2 separate regions of the Homo sapiens genome follow, and region 2 is linked to region 1. Evidence: chromatin contacts called from ENCODE Hi-C or POLR2A ChIA-PET data. All regions are on one chromosome and are shown on one strand. The core of a region is the stretch at or near the end of the contact, and the rest is flanking DNA. Distances in the headings are between cores, read along the strand shown.

What was found. A loop is a pair of places that touch in the nucleus more often than their neighbours do. ChIA-PET counts read pairs that join two places held with the same protein, here RNA polymerase II (POLR2A). Pooled maps may share reads with other maps.
Region 2: a loop to region 1 is called in a map of naive thymus-derived CD4-positive, alpha-beta T cell, with 2.6 times the contacts of the local background. The contact joins two enhancer-like sites. A Hi-C loop is called at or near these places in 1 of 168 maps with a recorded cell type or tissue (naive thymus-derived CD4-positive, alpha-beta T cell) and 10 of 50 pooled maps. POLR2A ChIA-PET finds 5 or more read pairs at or near these places in 1 of 52 experiments (T-cell).

What each region holds. Positions count from the first base shown.
Region 1 is chr1:198,917,944-198,921,603 of GRCh38, reverse strand. All of the region lies in intron 1 of MIR181A1HG (MIR181A1 host gene), which reads left to right. Among named protein-coding and RNA genes, the nearest start is that of MIR181A1HG, 18 kb to the left of the region's middle. RefSeq lists an enhancer at 1,660-1,749. Within about 2 kb of position 1,768, at least 5 of the 41 ENCODE cell types and tissues checked have a DNase peak (open chromatin) inside an H3K27ac peak, as active enhancers do.
Region 2 is chr1:199,224,523-199,228,182 of GRCh38, reverse strand. All of the region lies in intron 3 of LINC02789 (long intergenic non-protein coding RNA 2789), which reads right to left. Among named protein-coding and RNA genes, the nearest start is that of LINC02789, 78 kb to the right of the region's middle. Within about 2 kb of position 1,847, at least 4 of the 41 ENCODE cell types and tissues checked have a DNase peak (open chromatin) inside an H3K27ac peak, as active enhancers do.

The DNA.
Region 1 (3,660 bases), core at 519-3,018:
AGACTGGATCACTGTGCTACCTTAATTCAATATCTATTAATTAAGGCTTTGTTTATTCTAAACACTGCACTACACAGGTAGGAGGATATAAAAAATATGAGAAAAATGTATTATCTGCCCTTGATGTATCCATAAGTAAATTGATTCAAAATGACATTTTAAAATATGAACCATAATTAATTCTTCTTTTATATTCAAAATATATCTTCTGCATGTTTGCAGAACATTTTATTATAAAAATCGTAAATTTGTGGATAGCAATAAATTTCAGGGAATTACATTTTTTAAGTTGTCCTTATTCAATACTTTGCTAATATAATTGATATTCATAATGATGACCAGAGGAGTAAATATTCTAAAGATTTAGAATTATAAAAATAAACACTAAATTGGCCAGGCACAGGGGCTCATGCCTATAATCCCAGCACTTTGGGAGGCTGAGGCAGGTGGATCACTTGAGGTCAGGAGTTTGAGACCAGAGTGGCCAACATGGCAAAACCTCATCTCTACTAAAAATATAAAAATTAGCCGGGCATGGCGGTGTGCACCTGTAGTGCCAGCTAGTGAGGAGGCTCAGGCAGGAGAATTGCTTGAACCTAGGATGCGGAGGTTACAATGAGTCAAGGTCACACCACTGCACTCCAGCCTGGGCAACAGAGTAAGACTCCATCTCCAAAAAAAAAAAAAAAGGAAAATAAAAAATAAAAATAAACACTAAACTATGTTTAGTGTGATATTATAATAAAATCTAGAGTTTTTAAAATGAGACTCCAAGAATTAATCAAATGTATCAGTTTCAGAAAAAAACCTGCATTTCTGTATCAATATTTCCTATGACATTCTTAGGGCATTTTATTAAATCCCATAATTACTTCTTTCTCTGATAGTATGTAAAAAATGTTGTTATTAGTTTACTAAAGTAATATTTTCCCCAGTTCTTAAGGATGTGCATGCCATGAAAGAAAAGAAAATCACCAAGCAGGGACATTTTCTATGTGATCAAAGAAGTAGCAGCTGCGGTAGGATGTTTGTTCCAATAAATGTACAGGCCTTTGGAAGAGTTCAGATATACTACAAATAACACTGGAATCTTAACATTCATTCATGTCATTCTCAATGTTTCAGGATCTATCTTCATCAAATCAATGATATCATTGAGAGTTTAGATGGGCATAGCATAAATACAATTAGCATAACCACTGACCACATGATCTGATCCAATACACTATGACGTATGATTTCCTCAAGAATCTTCAAGATTAGGACGGTGCTCCTTTTGACACCCTATGCCACATAGCTTTTTCAGCAAACCTTAGACCTAAAAACTAGTGGTTTCAGAATCATTTCAGAGCAGGAGAAGTGGTAGGATGCCATGATGCTCTTGGAGCTAGACAGATGAAGACAGAATACTCTCATCAAACTGTAAATTCTGGAATGGCTTGGACTCTCATAGCAGCAGTAGTTTATGGAACCACTGATTTTAGAAAATTGGTCATCTGACACCCTCCAATTGACAAGTGAGTTCTCACCACTTGTCATGTTAAAACTTGGGACTACATTTCTGAGATTCTTGTTCTTACCACTGAAGCTTGATACTAATTCCATCCCGTTCATCAATGTCACCATCATTATCTTTTTATTTCTCTATATGCCAAACAAATGTGAAAGAGCTTAGTTTGATTTTTTACTGATCCACAATTAACCTGAAGAATACAGGCGTGCCTCAGAGATTTTGTGGTTTCAGTTTCAGACTACTGCAATGAAGCAAATATTGCAATAAAGTGAGTCACATGAATTTTCTAGTTTCCCGGTGCATATGAAAGTGTGTTTACCCTATATGATAATGAGTTAAGTGTGAAATGGCATTATGTAAAAAAATTGCATATCTTAATTTAAAATATTGTTAAAAATGCTAAAGATTGTCTGAACCTTCAGAGTTGTAATCTTTTTGCTGGTTTTGGGTATTGCTTCAATGTTGATGGCTGTTAACTGGTGAGGTGGGTGGTTGCTGAAGTTTGGGATGGCTGTGGTAATTTCTGAAAATAAGACACCAGTGAAGCTCAGCACACTGATTTACTCTTCTTTTCATTAAAGAGTTATCTGTACCATGCAATGCTGTTTGGTAGCATTTTACCCATAGTAGAACATCTTTCAAAATTGAAGTAAGTCCTCTCAAAATCTGCATCTGCTTTGCCAACTAAATTGATGTAATATTCTAAATCCTTTGTTGTAATTTCAACAATATTTACAGCATCTTCACCAGGAGTAGATTCCACCTTAAGAAACCACTTTCTTTGCTTGTCCATTAGAAGCAGTTCCTCATTCATTAAAGTTTTATCATGAGATTGCAGCAATTTAATCACGTCTTCAAGCTCGGCTTCTAATTCTTGTTGTCCTGCCATTGGCACTACATCTGCAGTTACTTCCTCCACTGAAGTCTTGGAACTCCTCAAAGTAATCCATGAGGGTTGTAATCAACTTCCTCTAAACTCCTGTTATTATTAATAATTTGACCTCCTCCTATGAATCACAAATGTTCTCTACGGCATTTACTATGATGAATCATTTTCAGAAGGTTTCCAATTTACTGAGATCCCTCAGAGGAATTACTATCTGTGGCGGTGATAGCCTTACAAAATGTATTTCTTAAATAATAAGATTACACCTTGATCCATGGGCGGCAGAATAGATGCTGTGTTAGTAGGCATGAAAACAACATTAATCTTCTTGCATTAGAGCTTTATCAGAGCTCTTGGGTGACCAAGTACATTCTCAATGAGCAGTAATATTTTAAAAGAAAATTATATTTCTGAGCAGTAGGTCTCAATAGTGGGCTTAAAATACAGCATGTCAACCATACTGTAAATAGATATGCTGCCACCCAGGCTTTGTTGTTCCATTTATAGAGAACAAGTGGAGTAGATTTAGCATAATTCCTAAGGGCCCTAGAAATTTTGGAATGGTAAATGAGCATTGGCTTCAAATTAAAGTCACCAGCTTCATTAGCTTCCAACAAGAGAGTCAGCTTGTTTTTTGAAGCTTTGAAGCCAGGCATTGACTTCTCCTCTCTCACTGTGAAAGTTATAGGTGGCATCTTCTTTCAATAGAAGACTGTATTATGTACATTGAAATTATATATTTTTAGTGTAGCCACCTTTTTTAATTATCTTAGCTAAATCTTCTGGATGACTTGGTGCAGCTTCTACATCAGCACTTGCTCTGTAACTTTGCACTTTTATGTTACAGAAACAGTTTCTCTCCTTAAACCTCATGAACCAACCTCTACTAGCATCCAACTTTTTTCTGCAGCTTCTTCGCCTCTCTCAGACTTCATAGAATTGAAGAGTTAGAGTATTGCTCTGGATTACGCTTTGGCTTATGGGAATGTTGTGGCTGGTTTGATCTCCTATCCAGACCACTCAGACTTTCTCCAAATCAGCAATAAGGCTGTTTTGCTTTCTTATCATTTGTGTGTTCAGTGAAGTAGCCCTTTTAATTTCCTGGAGAACTTTTCCTTTGCATTCACAACTTGGCTAACTAGCACAAGAGGCCTAGCTCTTGGTCTGTCACAGCTTGCCACATGCATTCCTCACCCAGTTTAATCATTTCTAGCTTTAAATTTAAAATGAGAGATGTGGTTCTATCTTTCACCTAAACACT
Region 2 (3,660 bases), core at 598-3,097, 310 kb before region 1:
TACTTTTTTTGAGAGGTTTAGCAACAATGGTAGCCCAGCTCAGGCAAAAGAAGGAATAAAATAACCAATTTCTTTTCATAATGTACCCAGAGCTTACATATGAAAAGGAATAATAAAACCAGAAAAATAAACTTTTAAATTTCTTCTTGATACTTCTTTAAAATATTGCAGTGACATTGTATGTAAAGAAGCTTATGTATGGTAGGATGTAAGTTATTCCTTCAGTAGTTTCGAGTATTTTCTAAAATGTTTTTATTATTTTATTCAGTGATAATATGACTAATTTCCTTTACTAAAAATTAAAGAGTTAGCATAATAGTAATTCCATTGTAATAAGAAAAAATATTTCTTGAAATCATATATGTTAAAAATGCCTCAAAGGCACAAAAGAAATTCCACAGCATGAAATTCTCAAATTTCAAAATGAGGATGCATGCATCTTACGTCTTACGCTGGAATTTTCATTCGCTAATCAATTATGCATAATTTCTATTCATCATGTTCACAGAAACATTTTTCCTGCAAATAGTGAGGCAGAGACCAGGATCTCCTAAGTTTACATAAATCAAATTTTGGCAATTATAAGGGATTTTGCTTGGTCTGAGACTGGTCTATGGGGTTTTGCCATAAAGTCTGTTCACAGCTAACAAAGGAATTTTTCGCTTGTAAATAATAGGCCAAATACAAGCCCCCATGAGCCTTTTCCATTATGTTTCTTTCTTGAGGCTGTTCATTCTGTTTTCTTTTTTCTATGGTTGGATTTGTTGCCATATAAAATAGCAGTTTCAAACATTCTTTGTGATGGGTAATCCTATTAGTTTGGAAAAATGATTTTCCTGAAATTTGGAAAACAGGATAATTTGCCTCTTGCCACTTTTCACATATGCCATTATTTGATCACAATACTCTTTTTAGTTGCCATAAAATAAGAAAGGCTCTATGTCTTTTTTAAAAAAAATGTTCTTTTATTCTAACTTGGAAGCCTAATTAGTCCAGATTGTATTAAAATGCCTTGTTTTTGCTGCTTTTGTCAGAGAAGAGTTAGAACATGATGCCTCTCTTGGTAGGTCACAGACTGAAGAGGCCTGACCCAGGGAATCAAATGTCTGACCTGGCCTGACCCTAACCTCTACTTAAAATCAAGTCTTTACTTTTATTTAAAAACAGAGGTATACTTTCCATGTATCTTTTTTTTCTCCTTGTCCCAGCTGCTAAGAAGTACTCGTGGCTATTCATCTGAGAGCTCAGGGTGGGAAATTACATTTTCCAATCTTCTCAGTTTGGAGAATGGGCTCTGGGCTTGATTTACTCATGTTTACTTAGGGAAAATGCGACTATATTGTCTAGAAATTTTATGTAAGAGAAAAGCAACCAGAAAAATTCAGAATTAGATGAATTGTGGGTTTTCCTTCCACTGCACATGAAACATAAGCAATCATTTATTTCAAATGAATACTTAACACTGAATTAAAAATTATTCCTGATTGTGTTTTAGCAATTAGATAAAACATTTGGCTGACATATTAAAAAATTACAGTGGCAAAACATTTAAAACAGTATCAATTTTCTGTTGGGAACATAGGAGGTTGGGTGAGCTCCTCTAATAATAATACCATTAATCACTCTATGGTTTTGTGCTCTCACTTCTTAGGCAAATGATCAATACCCTTAATTTTAGGCTGGCTTTTATTGTACGGCTCTGTGATTCTTTTTTTCTCTGTTTGTGTGGTTCTTACAGTAAATTTAATTTATGACTGTGTAGGGTGATATATCCTTAGGTCATATCCTGTAATCTTTCATGTGGGGAATTCCCACGGAGTTATTCTGTGAGATCTGATGGCAGACTCTTTTGCTTTTACTTTAAACATCTTTACTTTTTGGGGGGTTGGGGGTGTGGGAGGTTTGCTAATTCAGTGCATTCCAAATTATAATGTACAGAGCTTTTATTCATTCATTCAGTCATGTAATATAACTCTGCAGACTTGAGTAGCCACAGAGGTTCCTTCTTATTCTAAATTCAATAATTTGTACCTTTGAAAATAAAAACTCTTTAGGGCCTCACAAGCTCAAATTTTCCCACTGTCTAGCTCTCGTTATCATAGCTAGCTTATTTTAAGAAAAGAGCTAAGTTTTCTTTTGTAGTCAAATCTTACTAGTTGTGATACTCAGTGTAGTAGCCAAATGTCAGCCTTAATGGTAACACGGCTTTAATTTTTTAGAGTAAGGCACATTGTTGTATTGGCATTTTCAAATTCAAGTGCAGCAAACATAGTCAAGTGTAGTAAACATACCTCTTCAGCCTGTGATGCTTTTGCTATGTTGATTTAATCACAAACAGCAAAGAGAAACACACTAAAAATCTCTTTGAAAATGGAAGTGAGTTTCTAGAAATATATCAGAATAATGATTTATTTTTCAGTTGGTCTATGTGACGTAAGTTAAAATGCAAGTAAAAATTAAATCTAGATGCGCATGCCTTGATTTAAAATTATTGAAATGTTCAAAATTGAAAGGTTCTTCAATTTGTGAAGTACATGAGGTCTGAGCCATGTATAGGACAATTTAAAATTATACAAGCTCTCTAAACTTCCCAGAGTGCTTCAATTTGGACGTTATCAGGGTTCCAGGAATGTATAATGCATAGAAATTTGAGGCTGCTGAAAATACTCTTTTTTTTTTTTTTAAAGAGTTCTTCTCTTGTGTTCAGACATCTGGGCATGTGCAGACACTGAAGAATAAACTGATGTAAACTTGTTTGAGTGCTTCAATTTGTAAGTGATTCGAAGAGCCGCCCAAATCACTCAGCACATGTTCTAATGGTTAGAACTGCCACATTCAACAAGTAGAGGGAAAGATGAAACTAAATCTTCACCAAGAGAAAAAAGGCTAATGGCTCAGGAATTCAAACATTTTCAAAAATATTTTACAATATTTTAGGAAAGATGACTTGAAATATGGCAAAGACATTATTAAAGGAGAGAATTCAATTAAACTTTTTGTCAAGGCCTCCCTTATGTTAATTTCACACTGTGCTATTTGTGAACTATACTCAGGCAGTCTAATTGACTTACTGTCCCTTGAATGGCCCACATTTGACCATGTTGATGTCTTTTTGATCTGTTTGCTCTTGCTGGTAGCTCAATTCTGAAAATAGATTTCATTTTGCATGTCAAGTCACTTCTCTTACTGGTGGTTGCCTGGAGTGCTGTGTTGAGAATTCAGAAGTCACATTAGGCAGTAAAAGAGGGTCATAATTAACGTTGCCACCATGGACAATGGAATGACATTTGGGATCATAGAATTTTTGTTTTGTTTTGTTTTTGTTTTCCCTATTCATGTCTTGTTTTCCTTCAAGATTCTGTTCAGGTAAGACTCAAGATATCCCAAACATGTCTAATTGAAGTTTTTCAATATTACAGCCCTTGATCTTCATCAATACAGCATTTTTACCCCTTAAACTTTTAAATATTGAAAGAATGATTAAAATTTTAAAATTCAATTGATGGTTGTTTTATTTTCTGTTTCAAGAATGTCTCATATTAATAGATAATAATAGAGAATTTCTACATACACTGATATAATGGACCTTCCTGGTCTTATGTTTGCCCCTTCTTAGCTGTATGACTTTAGGAAAGTCACTTTACCTCATTGAATTCCATC